Linked DNA regions of Homo sapiens: region 1 is linked to region 2. The links are chromatin contacts, found by Hi-C or POLR2A ChIA-PET in ENCODE. All regions are on one chromosome and are shown on one strand. The core of a region is the stretch at or near the end of the contact, and the rest is flanking DNA. Distances in the headings are between cores, read along the strand shown. Region 1 has its middle 24 kb from the start of LINC01204. Region 2 has its middle 59 kb from the start of LINC01204.

Evidence for each region. A loop is a pair of places that touch in the nucleus more often than their neighbours do. ChIA-PET counts read pairs that join two places held with the same protein, here RNA polymerase II (POLR2A). Pooled maps may share reads with other maps.
Region 1: a loop to region 2 is called in a map of mammary epithelial cell, with 5 times the contacts of the local background. The contact joins two enhancer-like sites. A Hi-C loop is called at or near these places in 1 of 168 maps with a recorded cell type or tissue (mammary epithelial cell) and 4 of 50 pooled maps. POLR2A ChIA-PET finds 5 or more read pairs at or near these places in 1 of 52 experiments (MCF 10A).

What each region holds. Positions count from the first base shown.
Region 1 is chrX:45,477,650-45,484,249 of GRCh38, reverse strand. No RefSeq gene overlaps it. Among named protein-coding and RNA genes, the nearest start is that of LINC01204, 24 kb to the left of the region's middle. RefSeq lists an enhancer at 2,985-4,184. Within about 2 kb of position 4,914, at least 5 of the 41 ENCODE cell types and tissues checked have a DNase peak (open chromatin) inside an H3K27ac peak, as active enhancers do.
Region 2 is chrX:45,443,676-45,450,081 of GRCh38, reverse strand. No RefSeq gene overlaps it. Among named protein-coding and RNA genes, the nearest start is that of LINC01204, 59 kb to the left of the region's middle. Within about 2 kb of position 3,886, at least 3 of the 41 ENCODE cell types and tissues checked have a DNase peak (open chromatin) inside an H3K27ac peak, as active enhancers do.

The sequences.
Region 1 (6,600 bases), core at 3,665-6,164, 33 kb before region 2:
AACTGACAATATATTTAAAAGTTTATATATCACAACCAAGTGAGATTGATTTCAGGGGTGCAAGATTGGTGCTGGAACAACTGGATATCCACATGTAAAATCACAAGTTTGGACCTCTTTCTCATACTATACACAAACATTAACTCAAAATACATCATAGACCTAAACATAAGACTTAACACTATAAAACTCTTAGACCTTGGATTTGGCAATGGAGTCTTAGCTACAACATTAAAAGCAAAAGCAGTCATGGAAAAAAATAGGTAAATTGGACTTCATAAAAATTAAAAACAGTTGTTCTTCAAAGGAAACTATCAACAAAGTAAAAGGACCATTCACAGATACGTAAATTTGTTAAGTGACTTGTATCTACAATGAAGAACTTCTATAACCAAACAATAAAAAGACAAATAACCCAATTTTAAATAATGAGCAAAGTATTTGAATAGACATTTCTCCAAAGAAGATATATAAATGTCTAATAAACTCATGAAAAGATGCTCAGTATCAATGGTCATTAGGGAAATGCAAATTAAAACTACAATGAGATACCACTTCGCACCCACAATAATGGTTGTAATAAAAAAGTCAGGCAACACAAGTGTGGGAAAGGATGTAGAGAAACTGGAACACTCATTCATTGCTGATGGGACTGTAAAATGGTACAGCCAATTTGGAAAACAGTTATATAGCTTCTCAAAATGTTAAACACAGAGTTACCACCTAACTCAGTAATTCCACTCTTAGGTATATACCCAAGAGAAAAGAAAACATGTTTCCACACAAAAATTTGCACACGCATGTTCCCAGCAGGATTATTCATAATGGCCAAAACGTTGAAATAACTCAAATGTCCATCAGCTGATGGGCAAACAAAACATGGTATAGTCATTCTGTGGAATATTATTCAGCTATAAAAAAAGAATAGAGTATTGATACATGGTATAGCATGGGTGGATATTGAAAAAATTATGATAAGTAAAAGAAGCCAGTCACAAAAGATCACATATTGCAGGAGTCCCTAACCCCTGGGCCACAGACCAGTACCAGTTTGTGGCCTGTTAGGAACCGGGCCGCACAGCAGGAGGTGAGTGGCGGGCAAGCAAGCAAAGCTTCATCTGTATTTACAGCTGCTCCCCATCACTTACATAACCACCTGAGCTCCACTTCCTGTCAGATCAGCAGTGGCATTAGATTTTCATAGGAGCATGAACCCTACTGTGAACTGTGCATGCAAACAAGGCTGCACACTCTTTATGAGAATGTAATGCCTGACGATCTGTCATGGCCTTCCATCACCCTCAGATGGAACCGTTTAGTTGCAGGAAAACAAGCTAGGGCCCACTGATTCACATTATAGTGAGTTGTATAATTATTTCATTATATATTACAATGTAATAATAGTAGAAATAAAGTGCACAATAAATGTAATGCACTTGAATCATCCTGAAACCATACCTCCCTCATGGTCCATGGAAAAATTGTCTTTCATGAAGCTGGTCCCTGGTGCCAAAAACATTGGGGACCACTGACATATTGTATGATTCCATTCATATGAAATGCCAGAATAGGCAAATCATTAGACAGAAAGTAGATTAGTTTTTGTCAGAGGCTGAGGAGGAAAGCACAATGGTGAGGGACTGCTAATGGATATGGGGTTTCTTTTTCAGGTGATGAAAATGTTATCAAATAAGATAGTGGTAATGGTTTTCTATGTCTACAAATATGCTATGACAAGTGAAATATTGAACTGTACACTTTAAAGGGTAAATTTTATAGTATGCAAATTATATCTTAATAAAGATGCTATTAAAAAATCTATGCCGATATTCCCATATTCCTTATTTTAGTGAATGCCAAAATGTTTCATCCATTTATATAAGCCAGTAACCTTCTTCGACAGATTTTGTTCCTACTCCCTTTTTAGTCTACCACCAATTCCTACCAATCTCTTCTCCTACATATGGCTGTTCAGGCCTTTGTTTTTCTACCACCATCCAAGCCCAATTCACCATTATTTCTTGCCTGAAATATCCAATAGTCAATTAACTAGTCATCCTGCATCTGCTCCTACCTGTTCCCCTATTCATTCTTCACCTAACAGCCAGAGTAATCCTTTCAAAATGAAAAAAGAATTAATAAGCATTTTTATTAAAGCAAAACTTACATAAATAAAAGTGTACACATTCTTAGCATCTAGTTTTGTGAATTACCACAAAGTGAATATGCCCATGAAAACGCCATCCAGATTAGGAAATAAAACATTACCAACATCCCAGGAGCTCCCCCACTTTACGTTCCTTTTCATTTAGTACTACCTCTCCTCTCAATATCCTTTCTACCATTATATATTGGTTTCAACCTAGTTCTGAAGTGTATGCAAAGGGAGTCATAGAAAAAGTACGCTTTTGTATCTGGATTTTTCCATTTGATAGTATGTATGGGAGATTCATCCAGTTACTGTGTGTAGGAGATGATCCTTAATTTTTGTTGTTGTATTTCACTTTTTTATTTAATATAATTTATCCATTCTGTAGTTGATAGACTGCTCAACCCACTTCTGGGTTGAGGCTGTTATGAACATACTTGTACAAGTATTTTGGGATTCATAAGTATGCATCTCTGTTGAGTATATACATTGGAGTGGAATTGCTGGGTCATAGGGTATGTGCATGTTTGGTGTTAGTAGATACTTCCATGTAGTTTTCCAATGTGGTTGTACAAATTTACACTTCCACCAGCAGAGTATGAGAGTTCCAGTTGCTTCATATTCTCACCAGCACTTAGTATTGTCAGTCTTTTAAAATTTGGCCATTCTTACTGTCATCTTGCCATTTCCTCAATGAAAAATAAGGTTAATACCATTTTAGATAATTAATGGCCATTTGATTATACTCTTTTGTGGGATTCCTATTCAAATATTTTGCTCATTTTTCCATTGCGGTATCTGAATTTTCCTTATAATATTCTAGATCTGAGTTTTGTGGCTTGCCCATTCACTCTCTTATTGGTGTTCTTTAAGAATATAAATTCTTAAAATAGCCCAATTTATTGATCAATATGGTCCAATTTATTGATCTTCTCCTTTATGGTTGGCACTTTTTGTGTCCTATTTAGAAATCTTTTCCAAGGTAATGAAGCTCTTCTCCTCCACTATCTTCCAGAAGTTTTATTGTTTTCTCTTTTACATTGAGGTCCACAATTTATCTGGAATTAATTTTTGGTTATGGTATAAAGTAGAGGTTAAGATACATCTTTCTTTCCACGTGATTTTCCAATTGACCCAACACCATTTATTGATAAGAATATCTTTTGCCTACCAAAATGAAAATGTAATTATGCTGGATTGGAGAGGAGAATAAAACTCTGGGCTTGGGATTCAAAATTATTTCTTATGGTATATTTTAACCTGAAACCAAGGTGTTATGGCTAAACTCCAGCAGAAAGCCTCTGTTACCTAGAACTGTTAATGAGCCCTCCCATCTGGAAGGAGAACAGAGAAGTAATCTTGAAATTGTAATTATTACCACACTCAATGCCATGAACTACCTGAATAGTTATGAACGAACTTCTGTTGATGGTTATACCCCTAAATCTCCCCAAAACTGAAGACAATTATGTCTACCCCTAGACAAATGAGTATTTGCTGTGCAAATGACCCTCTGAGGAGAAAGGTACTGACAATCCTTTGGGTACAAAGTGCTCTGATCTCCTTGGGTTGTAGAGATGTAAGCCAATTGTTTTGTCTTTTTCTCATTTCAGTATTGCAAAGACAAAGAGAATCAACTTTTAATTTATGTATCACTTTGGATTTTTCCCACTGCCAATCAGATTTCTGGGCGAGAGCTCCTCATGAATTTTCTGACAGCTACATGGATCACATGGGTGAGTTGTTCCTGATGTCTGATCCCTGATCCTTATGGATGCCTGGAAGTCTGAAACAACACATAGCTGGCCTATTACTCATTCTCCCTACACTACTGAGCTCCAGTGTTGCCCCTTCCCTAGGCTTAACCTCTCCCCCTATATTTGCTGACAGTCTCTTTGAAAAATTCTCATAACATATAGATACTGTCTAAGCTTTTGAACAAGTCTACTCCCCTTGACGTCAACTGTTCTGTTGATTTCCCCCAGCCTAATCCCTTACCACTCCCTTCTTTGCTATTCATGCTTGGTATAGTTTCTAGCACTCATCATGCTGATTCATGCCTCTTTACTTTTAGTTGTAATGTTTTCCCTGCCTAGACTACCTTCATTTCCCCACCTTCATTTCCACGCTAGAGGTGAAATTTAGAAACCTTCAAAAATCTATTAGTCACCAGGAAGCTTTCCTATGACTCAGGTAGGCTAAATGCCCATACCTACGTCTGTAACCACATATACCACATGATATCAGAGAGTGTGTTTATGTGTCCATTTCTCTTATGTTGGTTCTACATCTTATCTTTAGTCTCCCAACATCGAACACAACGCCTGGCACATTATAGTTGTTTAATAAATTCATGTTGAATGCACCTGAACAGCAGTAGTACAAGGAAAAGATTAACTTGCTCAGAAACTCTTGCATTTGGAGCTGAGGACCAAGTGGGTTGAAGTATTAAACATACTGCTGAGGTTGCTTGCCTTGGTTGGGGTCAGCCTAGACAACCACTCAGTCTAGAGTCACAGAGGAGACTTAAAGCTCAAAAGTTTGCAATTTGTACACAGACTCTCAGCTTATAGAATCAAAACTCCTTTTGCTACACATTTATTTCTAAAATTAAATAAATAAGTTTAAAAAGGCAACTGAACGTCCCCCATCTCATAGTTTCTTAAGCCAGCAGCAGACTGTATGACACATCCTTCAAATAACTGCGGTGTTCTGAGTAAGTGTTTTAAAATACACAGCCCAGCCAACAAAAGCACTCAGGGATCTTGTTGTTTATTTTTGAGCATTAAAAAAAAGTTAAAAATGCAGTGGTTGCTGAGTGTAGACTCATACCACACTAGCTCATTAGCCCTTTTAAAATATCCTGCATTGGAAAAATCTTTAATGCTAGAGCCCATTAAAATTTTGAAAATTCTAACATAGTTTTTAAAACATTATCCCAAATAATTTAGTAGGTGCTTACATTTTAAAAATCTGTAAATAATAAAAAAAATTAGTATAATGATAGCTTAGCTCAATTATTATTCTTACTGTAGTTGGTAACTTATAATACTTAAGTAATTATCTAATATACCAGCTAGAATCCAGAAAGATGCAAAGACTTTTTACTGTATTTTTTCTCCATTTGCACCCCAATTATGTATATTTCATGTCCCTCTTTGCTCTGTTGTGTTCCAGGGGGCCCTGTGGACTGCATTACCCAAGGCTCCTTTTCCATTTGACTTCTGGTTGTGCTATGCTTATAGAGATATTCATGGGGGATTAAAGAGTGGTGGAAGAGAGGTTGGGGTATTTCTTTACCTGCTTTCTCTATACATCAGTGCCACATTTCTGGCATGGCTGTGTTCCTGTATGACTACAGCTCCTCTGCCTTCCTCCACAGCTCCAGGTTTTCTCCTATTGGGAGTGATGATGGTTTTCCACTGAGACCAGTCTCTGAGTGCCTCAACATCCTTTGTTGGTTTTCTTAATCAAGCCCACACCCCTGTAATTAGTCCTTTCATTAATGTATTGTATTTGATTAATCTTGTTGAATCCTGCTACTTGCCAGGATTCCAACTGACACAAACTAAATTTAATGTATTTGTAGAGAACACTTCATATCACAATTGAGGTAAAGTCCTCCTATCCCCCATGGCGAGCACTGAATTAAAAGAGAAAACAGCAGAACTCATTAACAGAGATTCATAATTCACCAAGGAATTACCAATGAAGCTTAAGAATAGGAAATACCATTTTGAAGGCATCTTAAGATCCCCACTGCACTATGAATCTAAAGGAGAAAAAGTGTCAAAGTTTTAAATCAAGGGATGCACTCACAGGAAGAAAATCCCCACATTAACAACGCAAAAGGCAAATAAATGATACCCAGTCTTTACATAAAGCACAGAGACTTGATACTATCACTTGGTTGGACTGCAATAACTATTTGTCTCTTCTCTCCCCATTATTGATGCAACAAAATTTTTGAAGCACTTCCTTTGAAGAGCCACAAATTTGCTATAAGACTAAGCATTGTAACTATCCCTATCCCATTAGGGCCTAAGGTGAGAGGATGTAAGAATGGATCAGGAGAGGTGACCTCAGGAGAGCTGAAACAAGACCAGAAACTAAAGATAGAAAAATGTTCAGATTACTGATAGATTCCAAGTAAATCTAAAGCTAGGTAGAAATGTGCCAGGAAGAATGATCAGAGATTAAAATAGGTCCAGACTGGAGAAAGGATCTGAATAATGGGTACCAGCATCCAGGCAAGAGATCCAGAAGGCAACTTTAAGAATACAATGGATACCAAACCTTACCTCATTCCATCAGGTTTTATATATTTCCATTACAAGGATAAAAGCAAAACCCAATGAGGCTGATCCAATGACCCTGGCTATAGTATAATCAAAAATGCAAGAAAAAAGCAGTTCCTGATGAGAAGACTGGAAGAAATCATTTGGACCCTA
Region 2 (6,406 bases), core at 2,637-5,136:
TGCTTATTAAATTCAAAGAATGTGGTAGGTTGGGTTTAGCAAATGTATGGAATGACAGATTCTGGGCACAAGAGTAATTCAGGCTAAAATTATGGCACAGATCCAGTGGGAGAAAAGGTAATAAAAACTGTGTAGAGTTCTTGAATTTGGGTTCATAAGACTAACTTCTAGAATGAGGATAGAGGATGAATAGGATCAAGTGTGGAATGACATAGGTTTCCATGATCTCTAAGCTCAGTGTACACAGATAGGGAGAATCTTCTAAAATTAGCTGACAAACCCTAAGTTATCACAATTCCATCCCATTTCAGGACAATCAGACCATCCCTGAAGTGTTGTGCTCCCTTCTGGAAAGCGTCCCTTAAAGATGTGGACGAAATGGAGTATGCCCAGAAGAAGAAATGGGATGATAAGAGATTTGAGAAACCACATCACAAGATAAAAAATTGAAGACCAGAGAAATCAAGGTAAAGAGGATAGGCCATTAATTATCTTCAACTAAGAAAAGTATGTACATATATAATGTATTTAATCTCCCTATGATACCATTTCAGAAGATTGATTTTGAAAAGACATTTGAGTGTATGTTGAGATCTCTTTCTGTATTCTTTAGGCTGTCTACAAATTCATTGGTTTAGCCCTGTGCAATTACCACACTATTTTATTATTATTTAAATATTGCATTATTTCACATTATCGCCTCTATTGGTTTTGTGCTTATACCAATTAGTATCAATATTTTAGTGGTTATCTTAGAAATTACAAACTTTTTTTTTTTTTTTTGAGATGGTGTCTCACTCTGTCTCCCAGGCTGGAGTGCAGTGGCGTGATCTCGGCTCACTGCAACCTGCGTCCCCTGGGTTCAAGCAATTCTCCTGCCTCAGCTTCCTGAGTAGCTGGGATTACAGACATGCACCACCACGCCTGACTAATTTTTGTATTTTTAGTAGAGACGGGGTTTCACCATGTTGGCCTAGCTGGTTTCAAACTCCTGACCTCAAGTGATCCCCCCGCCTCGGCCTCCCAAAGCGCTGGGATTTACAGGCATGAGCTACAGCCTGTAGTTCTCCTTGAAGAGATCCTTCACATCCCTTGTTAGCTGTATTCCTAGGTATTTTATTCTCTTTGTAGCAATTGTGAATGGGAGTTCATTCATGATTTAGCTCACTGCTTGCCTATTGGTGGTGTGAAGAAATGTTTGTGATTTTTGCACATTGATTTTGTATCCTGAGAATTTGCTGAAGTTACTTATCAGTTCCAGAAGTTTTTGGGCTGAGACGATGGGGTTTTCTAAATACAGAATCTTGTATTCTGCAAACAGAGATATCTGGACTTCCTCTCTTCTAAAACTGTATACATTCACACCTACCTTCCCAACCATGATCTTAGACATCTGTTACATCTGGACAGGTAAAGCATAGAACTATACACCCCCAGTGGCTTCTCTCTTTGCTCCATTGGGGGAGGGGTGGTTGAAATGGCCCTAGAGTTAAGCAGTAGGTTGGTCCTGAGCCTGGCCAAAATTGTAAAGTGGATAGTGTTCATCTTCTGTGCCTTTCTCCCCTCTATGTCCCCCTCTATCTCTGTCAATCTTCACTCAAGGAAGGAGCTCTCCTTGATTCTTCACTACCATCTCTCTACATCTAAGCCTGCACTGGCTCTTCCTATGCAGGTGCAAACCATCACGCATAGTATTAGATAAGTGTTCATAAGACCAGAAGCATCAGCATCACCTGGGAACTAGTTAAATCTGTGAAGTCACATTCAGAACTACCAAATCAGAAACTCTAAGGTTGGGGACCTTGTCATTTGTATTCTATTAAGCCTTTTAGGTGATTTTAGTGGAGGATGAAGTTTGAGAATCACTGCTTTAGAATCATTAGTCATCCTGAACTATAGATGATATCAGATTTTAGCATCTCCCCATCTGACTTATTATAGGTCTATTTGTGTTTTCCAGCTACCAGTACTGCCTGCATAATTTGCTAGCTCAGTGCAAAATGAAAATGTGGGGCCTCTTGTTTTAAAAGAAGGAAAATAGTGTCAGTAAAAGTATACAGAGGCCTTTTCCTTTCTTACCCATCTCTCTTGACTTGTCACAGTGTTTTTTTATTTGTAATTTACTATCATTCTGATTAAAGAAAAATGAAAGGTTTTAAGTTACTAGCATAAATTTTACCATTCCTCTTTATATTGTGTAATATCAGTTTGAATTGCAAATATTAGAGTATTTAACCCATATGCAGAATCACAAAACTTCACAGTTTGTATTTTGTGGAAGGTGCTTTGAGTTGGCCCGAAGAGACAGACACAAACCAGGTTCAGGAAGTTGCAAGGAGAAAAAGAGGATCCCTCAAGACAGAGCAAGTTGACAGCAGTCTCAACATGGGACACTCATAGGAAAAGTGCAGACTCTCCCAGACACCTGGGGCCTCTGCCTGCTACATGGGGTATACTCACTTGGGCCTGATAGTCAACAGGTTCCTCCTCCCCCAAGCTGCTTAACCAACACTCCAACAGAGAAGTGGAGCCTGGGGAATTCCAGCAAGTATTCTTCCCATGGTCTGCTGCCCCAATCCACAACAGATGGATGACCTCTACAGATCTTTAAACCTCCATGCCAGGACACAGTCAGTACATAGATCAGGGGTGGGCAAGGGGATTGCCCTCACTAAGACACACAATTGCCTACCAGATATGACATGGTACTACCAGTCTAAGGGCAGGGACAGCCATTGCCATGCCCATCCAGGGATTCCACAGAGTGAAAGCACACAACCCTGCCTTCCCCACACTCATACCCATGCCCTTGTCAGGGACAAAGAGTATCAGCTGTTGGGGCTGAGGGCAGGGACAGCCACTGCCATGCCCATCCAGGGATTCCACAGAGTGAAAGCACACAACCCTGCTTTCCCCACACTCATACCCATGCCCTTGACAGGGACAAAGAGTATCAGCTGTTGGGGCTCAGGTAAGGTGCGACATGGGGTATCAGGGGCAGGGGAGCATATGGCTGAGAAGCTGTCTCAGGTTGGGGGCAGGAGGCAAGACCTTCCTTGAGTTGAGGCTCCAAGCTTCTTGCATATTCCCCGTTGTCCATTCAGACATCATTTACAAAACACAAATTCCAAAATACAATTATTAAGAATTTGAAGATGGTGACCAGGTAGCATTAAGCTCCCAGATCAGGGCTCTTCTAAGCATAGGGTCCTGTGTAACTATACTGCTCACATGCCCATGAAGCCAGTCCTGCCAGCTACTCCTGAAATGGGTAGGATAAAACCTGACCAGATCAATGGCATACCTATCCAGACTCCACACTGCCTTAGGAATAGAGTGGATCTCCTCAACTAGTTTTAAAAAAACCTTCAGAATCTAACCCCTGATCATTTCTTCAATCTCATCTTTACCTAGTACCCCCTCTGCAACTATAGATTTTAGCCAAACTGAACTTACTAGCAGTTGCTTTAATCCACAAAGCTCTTTCTCAACTGCCTGTTGCTTCTGCTTCTGCCTGGAATGCTTTTCGCTTTCACTACCACCACCTGCACCTCCACCTTCCCCTACTTTTTCTCCTACTCTATCTTTCAGGTGAATACTCTAGATGCATCTGGCATCCTGTGTGGTACTGTACCATAATGCATTCAACCCAAGTGTGGGAATTAAAGTTGCCTGTTTACCTGCCTGTCCCCACAATAGCTATAAACTCCAAGAAGGAAGAGCTGGTGTCTTGTTCACTATATCTTCAGTGCTTGACAGAGTATTGGCAAGAGTAGGAAACAGTGACACTAATTAAATGGATGACTGGTCCAAGCTGTAAGACTCAGTGTGCTTTCACTGAAACAACCGCCTGTCAAAGTATCTTATGACTAAATGCTGTAATCTTTTATTCTCTGAGTCACACACAGAACTACTTCCTTTTTTGAGATTGTTTTTGTATCTGTCATATAGTTTTAAGTGGTTGAAGTTTATAGGACTTTCTTCAGATGAGATGCAATCTCTTCTTGCTTCAGTAGAATTTATACCTTAAAGATTTTTTAATCTTTCCTATTCTTCACTTGCTTCAAAAGTATTTATGATAACCGCAAGTGGTGGTGACCCCAGAATTATGATCTGAAATGCCTTTGGATCATCAGCACAGGATTTTGCAAGTAAGGCTGTGCATAGGTCAGGGCTCTCCAGGCAGGTCAGCATGCTTAAAGTCTTTAGGCTTAGAAGCCCTTAAAATATAAAAATAAATAAAATGAACATCAGTTACATTTTCTCTCACTGTGTACTCAGACATAAAAACCTCTCATTTTCTAAGAACCCTAAAGAGACAACTTGGGATTCACCTGAATCATTTGTCGTTGGCTCCTAAGAGATAGATAAAAATTAGGCGATAGCACAGCACGTGGAGGGAAGGAAATTCAGATGTCTTTGCTGCCCATTCCCTTCAGAGTGGGGCTCCACTTTGTCACAGTGTTCAGAGGTCAGAATCCAGAGCCCCAGCAAGAGCTCAAACATGCAGCGGCCCTCTGAGCTTTCTACCACCCAGCATTCATATTGACTTGGCTTTGAGGCTAACAATGGAAAGCTAGAGTTAGATTTGTCAAACTGTGCCTTGTATAAATTTGCTTGGTGTCTGAAGGCTGTTTTGAAAGTATATTTAGGCTTCTGGTACTCTTGTGAAATTAATTGTTTAAAAATAGCTTGTTTGGTGGGTATAACTTCTGAAATAATTCACTTTTTTAAAGTAACACTGTAATTTTTACTCAGTGGCAATGTGTTTGTTCTAAAGTACACATAGTTTATAATGGAAAGTAAGCCATGATCATGTGACTCTTCTGGAGAAAGAAGAGGTATTATATTTGCTTCACTTGACCCAGAGGTGCACAACCACAAGGACAGAAAAACATTTTGTAACTTCTATAGCTACTTTTTACTTCACTTGTCTAACATTTATTTAATTATTCATATTTTTCAATTTCTCTTCCTACCTATAACAGTAACTATGGATCACAAACTGTGTGCACATTTATTCTGTAACAGTATAACAAAATGGTTAAAAACACACCCAGCATCGGGAGCCAGAGTGCCTGGATTCAAATCTGAACCCCAGCTGGCTCACTTGCTATGAGACCTTGGGCTTCTCTGAGCCTCAGTTTCCTCATCTATAAAAAGGGGATAATAATACTGCCCACCCCACAGAGTTTTTGTGTGGTGCTATTACATGGGTCAATATGTTTCTTTATATTTAGCACTATAGATGTATTAGATAGGAATCACATTAGCAAGATGGCAGACTAGACGTTTTTATTATTATCTTTCCACAGAAGCATAGACAAGGGTTGATAACCACTCATGGATGACAGCACCTTTATGAGAGTCCAGTTGTATACTGGAGAAGTTCCGGCACAACATTGGAGCAAAAAATTTGAAAGTACATGCATTGAAGATGGTTAAAAAGAAGAGTTTCACTTTACTTCCATCACCTCTCCCTCAAGGCAGCATACCTCAGTGCCCAGACAGATCCCCCAGGTCCACAATTCCTTTGGACTGTGAGAACATAGTGAGTGCTCAGCTTCCACAGGCATTCAGGATGCTGCCCAAGAGGGCAACATTTTTTCTTGTCTGACATAGAATACTGACGTGATCGGCATAGCTGAGTGGTTGGGAGAGGCTGAGAACAGGGAATAGAGGCAGAGACTCACAGAAATTAGGGCCTGATGTCACCTGATGTCAACAAAGGGCCACAGATCCTACCAACCACTTCACAGACTTCATCAGGAAGCCTGCCCATGAGGTGCTGAAGACTCCCTGCCTGATGACCTCCCCACCAATTGACCCATAGGCACCTCCAGTGCTCTATATTTCTCACCTCCTGCAACCCATGACTGGCTCCCTATGCACACTCCCACAGAAGGCAAATGTCAGCCTCTGTGGATAGCTCAAGAGCATGAATGGTTAGCTGGCCTGACTCCGTGGGACTGGAGGAAGGCGCATGAACTTGAGCATTTCAGGGCACCACTCTAAGGAAAAAAAAAAACAGGAGGCTGTCAGCACCTGACCTTTGTGGGATCAAGAGAAAGCACACAAACTTAAGAATTTTCTCCTAAGAGGGAGCAAGAAGGTAGTTCTGTTTTAAGTTCTTTGAGAAATCTCCAAACTGCTTTCCGCAGTGGCTGAACTAATTTACATTCCCACCTGCAGTGTATAAGTGTTCCCTTTTCTCCACAACATTGCCAGCATCTGTTATTGTTTGATTTTTTGGTAATAACTATTTGGACTGGTGTGAGATGGCATCTCATTGTGGTTTCCATTTGCATTTCTTAAATGATTAGTGATGTTGAGCATTTTTTCATATGCTTGTTGGCCATATGTATGTCTTCTTATGAAAAGTGTCTGTTTGTGTCCTTTGCCCACT